2 separate regions of the Homo sapiens genome follow, and region 1 is linked to region 2. Evidence: chromatin loops called from intact Hi-C (ENCODE). Cell type or tissue: Calu3. All regions are shown on one strand. Each heading gives the region's core, and the rest is flanking DNA. Links, peaks and the distances in the headings are about the cores only.

Evidence for each region. Hi-C counts contacts between places; a loop is a spot of excess contacts. Peaks named below come from ENCODE experiments on the same cell type or tissue, not always from the same donor. Only the 100,000 strongest peaks of a DNase experiment are listed, where the experiment ranks them.
Region 1: a loop joins it to region 2, with 4 times the contacts of the local background. A loop is called at or near these places in 5 of 110 quality-filtered maps.

The regions. Positions count from the first base shown.
Region 1 is chrX:32,670,337-32,680,092 of GRCh38, forward strand. All of the region lies in intron 9 of DMD (dystrophin), which reads right to left. Among named protein-coding and RNA genes, the nearest start is that of MIR548F5, 34 kb to the left of the region's middle. In Calu3, for the core only: no CTCF peak of the experiment used is centred there; no DNase peak of the experiment used is centred there.
Region 2 is chrX:32,402,883-32,412,638 of GRCh38, forward strand. It overlaps DMD (dystrophin), which reads right to left. Exons shown (of 79, transcript NM_004006.3): 30 at 8,870-9,031. Among named protein-coding and RNA genes, the nearest start is that of MIR3915, 180 kb to the right of the region's middle. In Calu3, for the core only: no CTCF peak of the experiment used is centred there; a DNase peak (open chromatin) is centred at 5,719.

The DNA of each region.
Region 1 (9,756 bases), core at 1,151-9,150, 270 kb after region 2:
TATATTTTAAAAGTATCACTGTTGATTAGAAATAAATTTTAACACAAAGGCCAGAAGACATAACTTAGAAATCATAGGTTTAGGAATTCAAGATGCCTAGGTCTATTTTACTCTGCCTCTTACTAGCACAAGGACCCTTCAGTAAGTCTTAATCTTAATCTGTATAGTGGGAAGCTTGATTGGTGGTAAACCTCATAAATATTGCCATTCAAGTAACTGCCACATGCTCCTGCCATATTGTAAGTGTACAATGAATGCTACCTAAATTATCATAAAACAGTCAACAGTGATAACATGTATATGTGACGATTTTTGCAAACCTTGTTCTATTTGGAATTTTAAGAAAGTAAGCAACATGAAACCACTGGTTGAGAAGATGTAATTATTTGTAAACAAAGACCTTTATTTTTAGTAAAGATTCATCAGTGCAACCTGTCAGAATTTTCTACTTCAAATGATTTAAAAATAAATGATTCAAAAGTACAGTTTTTTTCCTGCTATGGCAGTAGTGAACACTGTACTAATTTGAACAGATTCTGTGAATGCCAAAAGCATTGTAATGTTGACAAATGTGTACTTCTAAACAGTGAGGATGTGTGTGTGTGTGTGAGTGGGAGAATAATATACATATAAAGTACATTCCCCAGGGTTTGCTTAGGTTTTGATGACCTAACCCAAAGCATCGCAAAGATCCACCAATATAGATGACAGTTTATGTTGGAACACAATTTAAGAATATATACTCAGCTACAAGTGGGTCGGTACAAATTGTTAATATCTCAATGTCAATACTACTCATGAGTAAATTACCACCAAGATAATTATACATATATCTCTCACCTTGGATCTTTCAGAAATTTGGCCTAGGTACTTATATAATGTTCTGAATAATGTATCTCTCTCCATTATTTAGTAAATTATGTCAGATTCATAAACATTTCTCAATTACCAGACATCAAACTGTTTTCAACAAACTTCTTATTCCAATTAACTATAACTTCGATTTTTAAATTTATGTACATACACACACACACTCTGAGAAAAAGAGACAGAGTTCACCAGGTTCCCATTTATCTTCAAAATTGACCCTATATAAATGTTATTTTAAAACAAAAGATAAAACCATAATCAGGATACTATTATTATTAACAAATCAGATTACTTGGCTATTTCTGCATATATTTTACTCTCTGATAAAAATATTATAATCATTTTCTGCCAAATATAATCTGCACCTCTGCTAATTACTCATTTTCCATTAAAATGTAAAAGTCAATAAAACTTATTTAGAAAAATGGAAAATCATACATCAGGTTGACCTGGGAGGCTCCCCTATTCTTGTCCTTTACAAAGTAATCTAACCAGATAAAGAGCTTCATTTTATTCAGCTTATTAAACCCTATGGTTTGTTTCTGTAAATTCTATAGTACACATTTAAGACCAGTCATCTGTGAGAAGAAAATGTAATACCACCAAATTTAAATAACAATCCAAACTATGAAAGTAGATGCATATACTTTTTATATGCTTATGCTTTATATAAGCTGTATAGTATGTAACTAACTCAAGTGGGCTCATCCATCATTGGTTTATTGTTTCTCTGAAAAAACACCCCTCAAGGTCTTTATATGATAAAATGAAAAATGACAGAAAAGAAAAATATGATGATATTGGAAATAAGCACATTCTGAAAGCCAATTTGTCATTGTTTTATGACATATATTTATCTTCATGTATATGAGAACACCTAGCATAGTCCTTTGCTTCTAACAGGTACTCAATAAACTTTTGCTAAATTTTGAATATATTAGTTGTGGGACAGGTCCTAAAGTATTGCTCTAGAAATATTTGATTCATCAGTAATAGCCTAACCTATGCTAAAGATGACTTTGATTGATAGAGGGCAGTCCCTTTGAAAGAAATCCAACTGAAATGTACAGAACATAAAAAAAATGCAGTGGATATAAAACACAGCATTTTCCAAGAAAAAATAGAGCATATTTTCTGGATCCAATAAAATTAGACACACACACACTTTCAAATACACTTGCAATTCATGATATATTTTATTCTATTAAGGATTTATATTATTAAATCATGGGAAAACACTGAACTCTTTCAAATACTACCATAAAATAATTTCCAAACTATATTCCATCCTTATGAAGGAATCTTGTGGCTTGGGAGCAATTAATCACCTCCCCAATCCCATGCATAAGTCCTGATTGCTTTAAATAAATCCTTTTTGCCAGGGACATAGAACAAAAATCCAACTACAACATTTTATGCTTTAACACAGTATATTAACTGTGGAAACATGACTTAACATGTTCCAACCAGAAGGTGTCCAGAGTTCTGCTTGACTGAGAAAAAAAGTACTTATTTTTCCTTTGACATAAGCAAAGAAAAAAATGTTACAGTTCTGGCAGCCATCTATCATAACAAAACTGTATAGGGAAAGAAATAACTACCTGGCATAGATAACGGAAGAGTGAAGAGCCAAAAGAGCCACTGAGATACGGAGCTGCAGTGTGATGACAATGTGAATATTTGGATTAAAGGCTTACCAGAATCCTGCCATTCCTTTGGAATTTTCTGTTACATAAGCCAATAATTCCCAAGGTTTAATTACAAGAAATCTTTAATGGAAGAAAAGATGTCACATGTTACTGCTCCAATGTGGATGTTTTCTGTATGTGTGTGTATGTGTATGTGTGTGCATGTGCGTGTGTGTGTCTGCATATTTCAAGTTTTCTTGAGAAGAGTTTTCCATTATTGTACCAAACATCATTCTAGTTTATATGGACTTTGGTATCAGGAAGTGGGTTGTTGAAAGTTAATAGATCCTATAATGTGGAACAGGCTGAATTATGAGAAGACAAGGATGATAAACCTCCCCCACCCCAACTCAAAATGATACTTGGTACATGATTAAAAAACAGTTGATTAAACAATGGTCTATTTTATCCTAAGTCATGTGCCTTACGAGTACCAACACTATTAGGAGATTTGATAGAAACAAAAATGTTGCCACCTACTGGCCTCTTTAAACCAAGAAAGAAAAAACCTCATGCTAATGGTTACTTGTTTTTGAAGTACAGAAAAAAAAGAAAATATAGCTTTGTCTGAAGAAGCCCTCTCTGCCTGTGGCTTATAACGTGAACGCCTTGAGAGGCTGATAATTTGGAGCCTGATATGAGTGGAAAAGCCAATTTGTATTTTTACTCCAAATCGAATGTTTGTATGAACAGAGACAGGAGAGGCAGAATGTAAGACTTAAGTACTAAAAAAAATCAACTATAGTGCTTCCCTAAAGCACTTTTGTGACAAAGTAGACGATCCCTCCTATCATGAAGAAGCAGCTTCTATGTAATCTATACTTCAAAGATATACTCAAAGATTGGCTATGCCCTCTACCCCAACCCTGTGCTGCAAATTTTCTCAGTCAGGGGATTGTGCAAAGCACAGAGGCCTCTTAAAGATGTCAAAAGAGGTTAACATTTGAAGCCTAAAACCAAATCATAGAATTTGGGTTACTGGGTCATGGAATTGATAAGAACAAATACTGAAAGCCTATAAATAGTAAACAAATCTGATTGCCAAAGAAACCCCAGGTCTAACTAAAAACACCTTGTTATCACTCAAACCTAGGGCAAGCACCAGGACTTTTAAACAACACAATAAGTAGAATAATAAAGTAACACAAAACCCCAAAATATGTCAACTTCAGATATCATGATGAAGACAAGTATTTAGCAAAATTTATAATGAACAGAAGGAAAAATCACCAGGAAGGCTCTGAAAGTGCAGGATATAATATCTGTTTCAATTTGGTTTCTTTTATAAATTTAGTTTAGTTTTAATCAGGATGTGCCCTTCTAACTTTTTACTTAGCAGTACTGGACATCAAATTTTTTCACTTAGTCATAGTCCACTGGATGGATCATAAAGACTAATTGAAAGGGACTGCTAATCACCCAGATATCCCAACCTTGGAGCTGAATGCAATCACTGGATAATGTTTTATACTTGCTCTTTTTGAGGAGTCTGAGCATCTTTGAAAGTGAATATATGCTATGAAGGGTGTATAGCAATGTTGGATATTCAAAGAGGAGGACTGTAGTAAGCACTGCAATTATACAGTCAATATCCTTTCTTCTACTCTCTGATGGCACAGTAGCCTGGTGATTTGGAAAGCATTGTTATTACTCTCAGTTCTAGATATGCGCTCGGTTTTTGTGCAAGCCAAGTGGGATACTGCTATGTACTTTGCTTCAGGGAGGTGTTCAGGCCAGGCATATGATCTAAGAGTTTCCAAGCAGAGAGAAACTCAGACCTTTTGTTTCCTATTTGGGTAAAGATATATTCTTTACATTTAGCTGTAAACAAGGGAAAAGAGTTTCCAAGATCTGCTGAGGGAAGCCGGTCTGTATGAGTTCGAAAAGTTATGGAGGGTAGGCTTAGATTAACAGAGAAGCAAAGACTTCTCCTTAAATCCATAATAAAACTCTGTATTAAACCCTTGAGCAAACCTTGAACTCTTTACTTAGCCAACAAATTCTCTTTGTATCTTGAGTACATTTGAAACCAAGCATCCTAAATAATACAGGATATAATAGACTTTAATGTTCTTCATCAACTTAATAAATCCTTAAATAATCAACAATCATTCTAATATGTACTTATATCATCTTCAGTGCCGAATGTTCTGATTTCAAATTCAATGTTCAATTGCTCAGTTCACCAAATCTAGTTAATTGCTGTTAGTCAAAAAGCATTCTCATTAATGACACTGATGCTATTATCAATAAAATGGAGTCATTTTGAATTGGTTTGCTTATTCATCAAATGGAATTTTTAGAAAGGATGTATTATCTTACTACAACTAGGATGCCAAATGGGAATTTAATGCACCATTTTTTCACAGGCTTGCTATAAATCAGAATCTTTAAAACATTTCTCTCCAATTCTCTCTCTTCCACTCCTGAAAGAGATGGTAATATCATCTGAATCTCTTTCAAGGAAAAAAGATTAATGAAGTCATCTGTTGATAGATTTCACAGCAATTATTCTTCCTCATTACCAGTTCCCAAACTTCACCTTTCATTTTATAAAGTAACCTTTATTTTAAACCTGCCTGTATTTTACCTTCTTATTTTCTGGTTGCCTGATTTATAATTTGTCATTATATTGCTTATATATTCATCCACTTTTAGTAAATCATGAAGTGTGTGCATAAGTGTGTTTATGAAAACCCAACCTTTCCTCTAATGATAGCTTCATAAAGCTCTATGTTGTGTCATTTTAGCATACAGGTTAATAGAATCAATTCTGGAATGAGATTGTGTGTGTGTTCAAATCCTGGCACAGCTGCTTTTCATGTGCATAACTGTGCACAGATTTCTTAACCAGCTTATCAATTTTCTCAAGTGTAAAATGGATATATTAACAGAATCTTCTCAATAGGGTTGTTATAAACATTGAATTAATGTATGAAAAGTGTTTACAGCAATGTTTGTTATATAATGATTGTCCAATATCAGTTAGTAATTTTTGTGACATTATTCATCATCACAGACATTATCTAAGAGTAACTGGTTCATTATCTAAGATCAACACTCAGGAAGGAGCTTAGGCTAATAAAATGATTCAGAGCCCAGAAATTGGAAAACTTGGGTTGAGTGACATACCTATCAGTTTCTAACCATACTACTTTGGTCAACTCATTCAAGATATATAAGGTTGTTTTTAGTTGACAGAGTTAAAAATTTCATCTTTTATCTCACAAGTAAGCTCACTGGGGCATAAATAATACAAAGCACGTAAAAGGGATATGAACATTTTATAAGGTGTGAAGAATCCCTCTTATACATAAGAGCATAACACATTCTTCAGTTGAAGCAATAGAGCCCTTTCACTACCTGTTCTGGGAATGGCTCAACTTATGTAGCACTTGCTCTTGTCTTTCCACGAACACAAAGTTTGCAGCTGAAACATGAAACCTCTTTCCTGCTTCCCAATCTACCAGATTTTCAACATGGATAATATAACATAAAGGACTTATCTGTCTGTACCATAGAAATAAGTAGTATTTTGCCTGGCTTTCCAAGTCCTCAGAGTCTCACCATACCCTATTTTTCTCAGAATTTCATTGCCATTTTGGGGCAATGAATTCTTTTGAGAATATGATTGAAATTCTGGATCCTTTACACTATGTGTACACAAAAATGTTTGGAGATTGTGTTAGCGGGATTGTGGACGCTATTATGCACATTTAACAAACTCTTAGGGTTTTATAAACTGTGATGATTGTTATACCATTTTATTTATCTGCACCGGCTTATCATTACAAGCTCAGTTAACATTCTCCATCCTTCAGTAATTAGTAATGTTAGCCCGTGTCTTTAAAAAACAAAACAAACACATATGTATTGAGGTATGATGTCCTCTGATTATATATCTTAATGTAGTATTTTATTTTATAGTGTACTATTTACCAGTTCTGCCAGTGTTAATCATTGTCCGTAATTAGAATATTATTTCCTATCTTCAGTTTTCTCTATTAAATTGTGATTTTTGAAGACCATGTCACTATTTTCCTGATTTTCATTTATTGAAATTGAAAAATATATGTAAGAGTTTTTCATTTATTGACATTTAAAAATATATGTAAAAGAGTTTTACATTTTTAAATTACATGTTTTATTTATTTTTGCATGTTTTAAAATATGTAATTTCACTGACAAATGAAAATTCAGAGAAATGAAACTCCTATAAAATTAATTGAAAAGAGTCTAGTGTAAAATATTCTGAATATAACCTTTGTTCTAAGTACATATATAGATGTATAACCACACAAATAATTTATTTTTTCAAAACCAGTCACAATGTTGTCTTAGCTACATTTTCAGTTATTTAATGTATTGTAAAAATATGCCATGCAATTAAACTCTTTTATATCTTAACTTTGTAGTGGCTTCATGGTATTATATCATTTGGAGATATAATTTATTTAAAGAAACTAACAGTATATTCACATGTGCATATTTCCACTGAACACACATTAATTTCATTAACAAAAAGAAATACAAGACCAAAGAAGTTGACCTCTAAACTATCTTCCTATACTTCTAATGTGAACACTATTCAATCATCTCATAATTTAAATTAAAATGAAATAAACTACATAGGCACTGGAATTTTGTTTCTTTCTACCTCTTAAAATTTGGAATGCTCCCTTAAAATTAATAGATTCCAATAACTTACAAGAAAATACCCACCTTTACACAAAGTTACTATAAAAATCCTTCATGTGTGATTAAAAAATAATATTTACATGTTTACTTTGTGATCAGATTTATACTTAGCAGCTCAATTTTTAGAATAATGATATGAGGAAATAACTATTATGAAGCCATTTTATCAAAAAAAGAGCAAAATATCAGGATCTCAAAGAGCTATTAGCACTCCAGTGCTCATTATAGCACGATTAAAAATAGTCACGATGTGGGAACAACGTAAATGCCCGATAGCTGAATGGATAAAGAAGATGTGGTAAATACATACAATGGAATTTTATTCAGTCTTTAAAAAGAAGGAAAACTTGCAATATGTGACAAGTTGGATGAACCTTGAAGGTATATTGTAAATGAAAAAAGCTAGACACAGAAATACAAATACTTCATGATTCTACTCACACCAGGTATCTAAAATTGCCAAACTCAGAGAATCAGAGATTAGAGTGGTGGCTTTTAGAGGCTGAAAGGAGGAGAAAATGGGGAAATGCTAATTAATGGGCATAAAATTTTCATCATGCAAGATGAATAAATTCTAAAGATCTGCTACACAACGTTGTCTCTAATAATACTGTATTGTACACTTAAAATGGTTATTTGATAAATCTGTTGAGTGTCCTTACAGAAGAAAAGAACAGTTTTAACAAATGTTTTATGTATCACAAAGCAGATGATGATGCCCTATGGTGTTTCTTGCTAACAATTTTCAACACATTTTTTATGTAAGGTGAAATGTCAACTAAAATATCCAAATAGACAAAAGTGAGCACAATGTGCAGTAATATACCTTAAGTCACACATTTAGTAAGTAGCAGAACCAGAATTACAGATAAAAGTCAGACTGATTAGCAACTGTGTTTGCGTGTCCGTGTGTGTGTGTGTGTGTGTGTTGTGTTGTGTATGTGTGTATGGGTGGGTGCCTACATGCTTAGTATATTTTAATCTCCTAAAATCAAAGGGCAACTGTCCAGGCCAATATGAGTACATTCTACGAAACAAGAATAAACACTAACATGTGATCCCTTCTCTACTCCTCCCTCATTCTCTCACAGTCAGAGTTATATTATCTTTCCCTGCCCCATGACCAAAAAAGAATCTGTGCTTTTCACATTCTGTCCTTTGTGAAGAGAAAATTTGACTGGTCAACATAAACTTACGCACGTTGTCACTCCTGTGAATAATTCTAATAAATAAATGACTAGGAACTTTGACTCCCTCCTTACAACTTTGGCAATAAAACAGATTTTTAAACATATAATTTGCATAAGTTAATCATGTAAATATAAAAATTTAAACATAAAACAAATGTACTGAAAGAAAAAACAACTATTATGAGGTCATGTATAACAATAAAATCACCACTGATAAACCTAACACACTAAAAAGTAAGATAAGTCTCAAAGTCACTGGAAAAAAATATGTAATGAAAAATTTAAAGTTATAAATCTTACAAAAATATAGGACAGTGCCTAATTATCTGAGTGATTAATATTGCTAGGTATGCTAGGGGAGATCAGCCAATGCTTAGTCCAGTGTTATAGTTGAGCCTTTTGTATTTCTACAGTTATATGTTTTGCTTCATGATATGGTATAATTGGAGTTATTCCACAGGGGAAGTTAATAGAAGGAAAGAATAAAGATCAGAACAAAAGTAAATAAAATAGAAACTAGAAAAACAATAGAAAATAGTAACAACGAGGTTTTGGTTTTTTTTTTTGTGAAAAGATAGACTGGCTTGTTCTTGACATTTACTGATTCCACAATATGCAATTCAGATTTAGTAAAGAACATTTACTGAATGGAAATTGTCACCCAACTCTTTCTGGTTTTTTGTCCTTGTTAAGTGAATGAACAAAATTGGCGAAAAATTTTATGTCCGAAAGTTCTTAAAGTCTAGGGGAAACATTTCTTATGAACTAAATGTAATTCAAAAACATTTAACAGAAGGAATCTTAATGTCAGGCAGTGAGAAAAAATAGAAAGTCAAAGATCTCTAAAGATGGGGGTGATGAAAAAGAAAAGGAACTGCCTTTTATGAAAATGGAAATACTATTTTGTTTACTGGGGGGTAGATTTAGGTAAATAATAAAATAGAAGTTTTAATTGGCAAAGCGAAAAACACTTAAAACATGCTGAAAAAGACCACGTCAATCAATTTTACTCACTTTAAACATGTTTTTTTCATTCCCTTTTCACAGTATACTGAGACTGAAACTGACACAAGAAACGTTCACTAAATTGTTGATGTTCGTTTCGCTCTAATATTTGTACTTTTTTTTTTTTTTTTTTTTTTTTTTTTTTGAGACGGAGTCTTACTCTGTCACCCAGGCTGGAGTGCAGTGGCGCGATCTCGGCTCACTGCAACCTCCGCCTCTGGGGTTCAAGCGATTCTCCTGCCTCAGCCTCTGAGTAGCTGGGAATACAGGCATGTGCCACCACACCTGGCTGATTTTTGTATTTT
Region 2 (9,756 bases), core at 1,212-9,211:
GGTGCTATCTAATGAGTGGCAAGATGGCAAGGACCACGTTAGGCTTATTCACATTTTAAATTTTACACTGCCTATCACATTTGTCTGACACATACTTAGTGACTAAACCTCAGTGGAATTCAATAAATTTGCCAGCTATTTGTTAGAAATCTGCTGGGTGGCCCACGGTCTTACAGCTGAACTTTAGTGGTTAGAGAATGGGAATAGACGGGGAAAATTTTTAAAAAGCAAATAAAAGATTTAACAATCACGATAAACGCTGAAAGAAAAATAAAACATAGTATGTTATGCTAAGTGTTATCTGGCTGTGCATTTTAGATCGATAAATTTTCTGTGTGCTATCTTTGAAGTAAATATTCATTTGCATAAGACAAAATTGGGAAATAATAGGATAAATTTGGATCACTTCAAAATATTCAGAGTGTTGCAATAGTGTTCACTGTGGCTGTAGCGTGAAGTTATTAGACTGGTGCAAAAGTAATTGCAGTTTTTGCCATTAATTTTAATAATTTCATCCTTATATGTAGAATTTGTAGATAGATTTTTACAAAAGCATACTATAGTTTAATTGCAGTCTTAAAATGTACACATCAAAATAATATGAAAGAAATCTATATCTTTATCATATAGCCAGTGAGGACATAATAATGTACAGGTTGTCCAAGTACAGTCAGTGACGTGTGGCAAGTTTCTAGTATTTTACATTTCCTACAACTTGTGTTTATGACTGTTTCCCACACTATTAAACATATGAAACTAACAAGTTATTCTTAAATGGAGAGTAATAAGTTCTGTATAGCAACACATAGGGGTGGCCTTTCAATGTTAGAACAGATTCAAAATTAAATGCACTAGGTTTACCATCTACTGGGCTGTGTAAAAAGAAAATAAAAAGTCTACATCTATGGCTAGATAGGTTTTAATATTTGAACCCAAATCTCTGGGTTAGTTCTCCATTTTTTTCTTCTTTGACTAAATTATCCAATTACCACATAAATTCCCCTTTGCAGGTTTCTGCTGTCTAACTCATAAATCAATAAAGCAGACTGTAAAGTTACACTGTTCCAAGTCGTTTGGCAATCAAATATGCCTATTTACACTATAAGAGTCTGTTTTATTCCTTAATGAAATCAAAAGCTCAATCTGATAGACCAAAATCTGCAGTTATATCTTTATTTTTAAGCCATTGATTTTGATAGCTTGGAATGTTAACATTTAAAGATGACCGATTATATTTAATGTGAGTTATAAGATTTAGCTTCTTTGATAAACACGGGAAGATTGCAATTACGAATTCTTCTTAAAGTGCATTTAACGTAATTAGTTTAAATTAATAGCTTTCTTTGCTTTAAAAATCCCCTCTTTTCTAAATTGTACTCACATTGTTAATGGGAGGGAAAAAGAGAAGGAGGAAGTCTGGTCTGTAGTGGACTCTGGAACACCTGACGTCCTAGCTTGGTGAGCAAACCACGGCAGTATTTTTCAATATTTAATTATGAGGCACTCTTCTTTGAAGGTAATTTGTTTCCTTCCTCTATTCCTGCTCATAAATCTACTATGTGGGACACGAGGTTACAAAAAAATGAGATCAGAATTCTTTGGGAAAAAACAAATAGAACAGTAAAGCTACTGGAGCCACTGCTAAGCAACTCCGCTCTTGCTTGCAGTAATTTAAGCAACAGGGCCATGTTTTCCCCTACAAAATGTGCATCAACACATAAGGACATGGTGACTTTCAACAGGTGCCCATGTTGGGTTGTTCTTACATATCAAAGATTCAAAACTAAAATTAGTAGAAAAGGAAAAAAATCATGTATGTGAAAGTATCTTTGTAATTTTAAAAATTGCAAGACATTTAAGTAGCTATTTAAACATAGTTGTCACTGTCCCCTAAAATGATTAAGAGCCATATGCAAGTTAATTGACATGTTAACAAATGGGGTTAGAAAAAAATGAATTGAAGAAAGCCAAGCAGAGTTCAGCCTCAAACATCTATATTGAACATTCTTTTTGTCTAAATTAAAATTTGTGCGATAGCTCTCAGCTATATTTTCTTCCATCACCCATTTTCCATTAGAGGAAAAAATCAAAATAGGAGAGAATCTCACCAGTAGTTTGATTGCCACTCTGACTCCCTCCCATTGAAACGTTGACACAGTCATAGAAGAGAATCTTTATAGAAGAGTGATAGAAAATGTCGTATGAAAAATACTCTGGAACAATTTAGTCATTACTAGTAGGGAACCATCCAAAGCCATTCTCCAATTAGCTACACATTAGAATGAATAAAAAAGTTTCCAAAAATTCTGAAGACCAAATCCACCTAAAGATTTGATTTGATTGCTCCGGGGCTCAGCATGGTTACTTAGACTGTTGCTATAGGATTTTAGGTGCCAAAACTAAACTCTGTGCTTCAATATATAGTTCTGAAAAATTGAACAGTAAATGACTAAATTTGTTCCATGTGTTTCTTTGCAGTCACACAATTTCGTGATTTAATTTTTTATTTATTTCCAAGGAACACGCATAGGTTGTTACATTTTTAATCATAGTACTTTGGAAATAATCCTAGTTTCTGTTTTCTAAGATATATTTCCATATCTAGAAGAGTTTTCCCCATTTGCTTTATTCTGTTTCAATAAATCTTTTCTTAATTTTGTACTTTAATAAAATCTCTCATTAAATGAGCTGACACTGGGTAGATTGATGCTGTGGCCATATAATTTAATTTAAGACTGTGGTACCAGTACCATGCTGTTTTGGTTACTGTAGCCTTGTAGTATACTTTGAAGTCAGGTAGCATGATGACTCCAGCTTTATTCTTTTGGCTTAGGATTGACTTGGCGATGCAGGCTCCTTTATGGTTCCATATGAACTTTAAAGTAGTTTTTTCCAATTCTCTGAAGAAAGGCATTGGTAGCTTGATGGGGATGGCATTGAATCTATAAATTACCTTGGGCAGTATGGCCATTTTCACGATATTGACACTTCCTACCCATGAGCATGGAATGTTCTTCCATTTGTTTGTATCCTCTTTTATTTCATTGAGCAGTGGTTTGTAGTTCTCCTTGAAGAGGTCCTTCACATCCCTTGTAAGTTGGATTCCTAGGTATTTTATTCTCTTTGAAGCAATTGCGAATGGGAGTTCACTCATGATTTGGCTCTCTGTTTGTCTGTTATTGGTGTATAAGAATGCTTGTGATTTTTGCACATTGATTTTGCATGCTGAGACTTTGCTGAAGTTGCTTATCAGCTTAAGGAGATTTTGGGCTGAGACAATGGGGTTTTCTAGATATACAATCATGTCATCTGCAAACAGGAACAATTTGACTTCCTCTTTTCCTGATTGAATACCCTTTATTTCCTTCTCCTGCCTAATTGCCCTGGCCAGAACTTCCAACAGTATGTTGAATAGGAGCAGTGAGAGAGGGCACCCCTGTCTTGTGCCAGTTTTCAAAGGGAATGCTTCCAGTTTTTGCCCATTCAGTATGATATTGGCTGTGGGTTCATCATAGATAGCTCTTATTATTTTGAGATTTGTCCCATCAATACCTAATTTATTGAGAATTTTTAGCATGAGGGGTAGTTGAATATTGTCAAAGGCCTTTTCTGGATCTATTGAGATAATCATGTGGTATTTGTGATTGGTTCTGTTTATATGCTGGATTACGTTTATTGATTTGCATATATTGAACCAGCCTTGCATCCCAGGGATGAAGCCCACTTGGTCATGGTGCATAAGCTTTTTGATGTGCTGCTGGATTCGGTTTGCCAGTATTTTATTGAGGATTTTTGCATCGATGTTCATCAGGGATATTGGTCTAAAATTCTCTTTTTCTGTATATTACAAGGCTACAGTAACCAAAACAGCATGGTACTGGTACCAAAACAGAGATATAGATCAATGGAACAGAACAAAGCCCTCATAAATAATGCCACATATCTACAACTATCTGATCTTTGACAAACCTCACAAAAACAAGAAATGGGGAAACGATTCCCTATTTAATAAATGGTGCTGGGAAAACTGGCTAGCCATATGTAGAAAGCTGAAACTGGATCCCTTCCTTACACCTTATACAAAAATTAACTCAAGATGGATTAAAGACTTACATGTTAGACTTAAAACCATAAAAACCCTAGAAGAAAACCTAGGCATTACCATTCAGGACATAGGCACGGGCAAGGACTTCATGACGAAAACAACAAAAGCAATGGCAACAAAAGCCAAAATTGACAAATGGGATCTAATTAAACTAAAGAGCTTCTGCACAGCAAAAGAAACTACCATCAGAGTGAACAGGCAACCTACAGAATGGGAGAAGATTTTCGCAACCTACTCCTCTGACAAAGGGCTAATATCCAGAATCTACAATGAACTCAAACAAATGTACAAGAAAAAAGCAAACAACCCCATCAACAAGTGGGTGAAGGATATGAACAGACACTTCTCAAAAGAAGACATTTATGCAGCCAAAAGACACATAAAAAAATGCTCATCATCACTGGCCATCAGAGAAATGCAAATCAAAACAACGAGATACCATCTCACACCAGTTAGAATGGCGATCATTAAAAAGTCAGGAAACAACAGGTGCTGGAGAGGATGTGGAGAAATAGGAACACTTTTACACTGTTGGTGGGACTGTAAACTAGTTCAACCATTGTGGAAGTCACTGTGGCGATTCCTCAGGGATCTAGAACTAGAAATACCATTTGACCCAGCCATCCCGTTACTGGGTATATACCCAAAGGATTATAAATCATGCTGCTATAAAGACACATGCACACGTATGTTTATTGCGGCACTATTCTCAATAGCAAAGACTTGGAACCAACCCAAATGTCTCACAATGATACAATGGATTTAGAAAATGTGGCACATATACACCTTGGAATACTATGCAGCCATAAAAAAGGATGAGTTCATGTCCTTTGTAGGGACATGGATGAAGCTGGAAACCATCATTCTCAGCAAACTATCGCAAGGACAAAAAACCAAACACCGCATGTTCTCACTCATAGGTGGGAATTGAACAATGAGAACACATGGACACAGGAAGGGGAACATCACACACCAGGGAATGTTGTGGGGTGGGGGGAGGGGGGAGGGATAGCATTAGGAGATATACCTAATGTTAAATGACGAGTTAATGGGTGTAGCACACCAACATGGCACATGTATACATATGCAACTAACCTGCACGTTGTGCACATGTACCCTAAAACTTAAAGTATTAAAAAAAAAGACTGTGAATTGGCTAAGTGTTATCTTTTGAAATAAAATACTCCTAGGTCAACACATGCTGTTACATCCTGGCAGCATGCAGCTTTATTTTCTAAAAGTGTAAGCTTTGCTTCTGTAGGTAAGCTCATGTCACTAAAATAAGTAACATAATTTTAAATCCAATTCAGAATCTGAGGGCCCAGAGAAATAACTGATCAATTAACACACTAAGGAAGTGAGCAGCTCTTTTCTTTCCTATAGTAATAAATGCCAATGTGAATGTAAAGAAGCATCCTGATCTACATCTACTTTTATATATAACAAGAGTATGGTTGTCAGAAAGTTGTACATACAGTATGCATTTCCTTAGTGCCATAGCTTTTATATCTGAGGATCTCAAACGATCTTAAAATGCAGAAAAAATAATGCTCTAAAAGATTCAAATTAACTAGCAAAACTCTCAGTGCACCACACGGTGGAGTCAGACACCCACAAATCTGCGTGACCAGTATATGACAGAAAATCTGAGCAGGTATTTCAAAGAGGACTTAATATGGTAACTTCATACATTTTTTCCTGCTTCTCCGTGATGAATTAAGCTAAATATACCATTTATGAGAAAAGAAATTATAGTGCACTAATATTTTAATTAGCAATAACCTTTTTATCTTTAAGTGCAAATTTATAGAAACACATTTTTGTTAATACAATGCATTGAAGTTAGTCCCTATTCTATTCCTTTCTTTTCTTTCTTTCATCTATCTATCTATCTATCTATCTATCTATCTATCTATCTATCTATCCATCCATCAATCCATACATCCATCCATCTATCCACCCCATCTCTATATTTAAAATGTCATTTTGGTGGCATTCTTAGTGGATCCTTCATCTTACACACTGTGCTTATGTTATTTCACTATCTAACTTTTGACTCTCTATTTTATTTCATGGGAATTTCGAGCTGCTTTTCAGGAAATATAATCCTTGAAGCAAATCTGAGTACCTGAGAACTCTGTTCTAGAAAACAATTCACTTACTGCCATATTAAAATAAAACCCTGGAGCAGAAGAATGTTTTAAGAGCTTTCAGATGGCTTGTATTCTCCAATATTATGTATTACCATTGGGGAGACTCAATGTCAAGAACTATGTTGATAATGCAGGTGTGACCTGAAATGCATGGAAAATAGATTTGATCTGAATGCCCAAAATCTCTTTCTTGAAGTAGATCTGAAATTTCATAATTTATCTGTGTTCTGCTGTTTACTAGTACTTTTCTACTGATGTAGTTAATAACATTTTTATTGTAGTATTTTTTTAGAAAAACCAAGCAAAATATTTTGCTATTAAAAACAAGTAATGTTTATAAAATCCTGAATCCATTTCTAAATAAGAAAAAACACACAGTGCCCCTTATCACAACCTGTTCAACTAAAGATGCTTCGCCCTAAAAGCTCCAATTTTCCTTGAAAGACAATAGTATAATAGCTTTGCCTATCAAATTTGCTACTCATAATTTCATTCCGCAAGTCTGTCACAAAGTAATTCTTTATGCATTTTGAAGTACAAACTTGCAATATTAATGTCTAGTATTCATACTGCTCAAATTTTTCCTTAATTCCATTCAGAACGTCACAAGCATTTTTAATCAAACATTCCTTCAAAACTCATGTCATTAGTTTAAATGAAAGCAGTTCTACTCTGTATTTCATTTATAGTCATGTAGTTCTTCTCAATTCAGAAACAATTACTCATTCCTATCATGCATTTTACTAAACCCTGCCGTGGTAGACACACTAAATACCCTGACTTGATCATTACACTTTCTATACATGTAAGAAAATATTACATAAATGTTGTATCCATAAATATGTATAAATATTTTATATCAAAAAACCTTTTTCATTATGACTCAAACTGGGACGGACTTAGGAATAGTTAATTCTAGAGAACCTGGCTTGTGTAAGTTTGAAAAATATATATACTGGAGTAGGTTTGTATAAACCTATCACACTTACCCTCTAAAATATGTACAATCATTATATATCAAGACAAATTAAAAATTGAATCCTCAAGTATGTTTACTATTATCCCTCACTTCTACTACAATATTTACTCTTGTTGCCCAGTGGAAAACTATGATGAGGATTTTATCATCAGGATTCTCCCCAAAATTCTCTTTCTTCATCCACTATTGCAATTGTATGCACTCCATAAGGAAATAATATTCCCTGGACTTTTTAAGCCTATCAAAACTACCTATACTCTGCCACATATTATCAGGGACATTCTTGGTCAAAGTTAGACAATATGGTAAATTAACTCATGCTATTGTGTATACTGTTGCCCAGAACACCTATTAACGGTGATTCATTAACTGTAATTGCATTGTAACCATGATCTACAAATCTAATATATCACCCCCAAATTCATTTTAAAGTGAAAAACTTCAGACATCTTCACCAACTGGCAGGGAGAAGGCTTTGAGATTTGCAGCTAACCTTCTAGTGCTCCTCTCATCATAGCATGGACTTGGTGATTGGGTTCACAACATGTATATAAGATTTGAAAAGCAGATCTAGTAATTGCGATCACACAACCCTAAAGACTTTTGAATAAATAATACCTATGATAACTTCACATATGTTTAAATGTTAATTAAAAAATGAGAACAGCATTTTAAAAATACTTCTTACAGTGAATGTAAATTTAGTTATGGCCTAAAATTTACTCATTTAAAAGTCAACTCAGATTTATTTTCAACACTATTTTAATTCTCATTCTAGAAAAACAGGTAAACACGTTTTATATTTTCGTTTGAATGAAGCATGGGAGTGAGTGCATGTAGCTATATTGAGCATGATCATTAATAATTGAGGTGTAAATTTATATCGATAATTTTGTGTTACTCACTGCTTGTAACTAACACATTTTTATAAAACAATATAGACCATGTGACTAAACGAGGAGTTTATAATAAAATGTTTGAGACTGCTTTCCAACAATGCCATAGAAAATATTTTCTTTTTTTCTTTTTATAAGATAGAGTCTCGCTCTGTTCCAGGCTGGAGTACAGTGGTGCAATCTCGGCTCACTGCAACCTCCGCCTCCCGTGTTCAAGTGATTCTCCTGCCTCAGCCTCCCGAGTAGCTGGGATTACAGGCGCGTGCCAACAAACCTGGCTAATTTTTGTATTTTTAGTAGAGACAGGGTTTCACCATGTTGGCCAGGCTGGTCTTGAACTCCTGACATTGTGATTCGTGGGCCTCAGCATCCCAAAGGGCTGGGATTACAGGTGTGAGCCACCACACCCGGCCAAAAAACATTTTCTTTACCATTTACTATCCTATGGTTTTACTCTAGCTTTTAGTATAGTTTGAAGTCAGAAACACCAGAACGTATTGCTCCTGTCTTTGAAATGTCTTTATTTCAAATTCCTCCATTACATCCTTAAAAAAATAAATCTTAGACTAATGATCTAGACCCCCTTTTCTTCCTACCTACCTCCAAATAGTCAAATCAGTGAATCAAAACAACCCCATGGAAAACTAGTTGAATAAATTTAAAGTTAGAAACACTGCAACATTTTGTTGAAGTAATAAAAACAAAAGAATGGAAGCTGATTCCCAGATGTACTTGCCTGGGCTTCCTGAGGCATTTGAGCTGCGTCCACCTTGTCTGCAATATAAGCTGCCAACTGCTTGTCAATGAATGTGAGGGACTCCTGGATTAAGTGTAAGGATTTTTCAGTCTCCTGGGCAGACTGGATGCTCTGTTCAAGCAACTTTTGCCTCCTTACAGCCTAAAAAGAAGGAATAAGAGTGTATCAGTTAAATGTTTACTCTTGATAGCTTTTCTGTAATCCTGCTGAACAATAAATGAAGATTCTAGACTCTTCCACAATCACCTTTTTGTAAGACAGATTTCGCAGCTTCCTGGCACTCATTCAGCTCTGTTGATAGAAAAAAAATGTGAAGGAGAAAAATAAATAGCAAACAAAACTATAGGATCAGGGATCTCTGCATGAAAATCAATCACAATATCACGTACATTAAGGAAATAGGCTGGAAAAAAAATTAGCAAAATCATCTCAGTCATTGCAATCTGTCTTTCTCAGGTCGAATGTTCCTCCTGATCTCATTATATAGTTCAAGAGATTTGGTTTGCTTAGAATAGGGTCATCGTCATCACAATCCAATTCAAGACAGATAATCTGCTTCCACCAGTGAGATACATGTACAATCTGTTCAGAATCAGCTCCTTGTCAAAAACAGAATTTTAGATAACAGTCTGGTTAAAGATTTATTTTGAATACTATTTCAACCAGCTTTGCATGATCTTTTTTCTCCCTACTTTCTTTCACAATTTGGATTACAGAAATTGTTTGTACAATTGGGTTTATGTTACTGCTGAAGTAGAAAAAATAATAAGTAATCCTAATATAGCTGCAATTAATCTTGATTGTAACTATAAGTATGATTAGGATAATTCAATAATGTTCAAGTATAAATACCATGCTGCACAGAT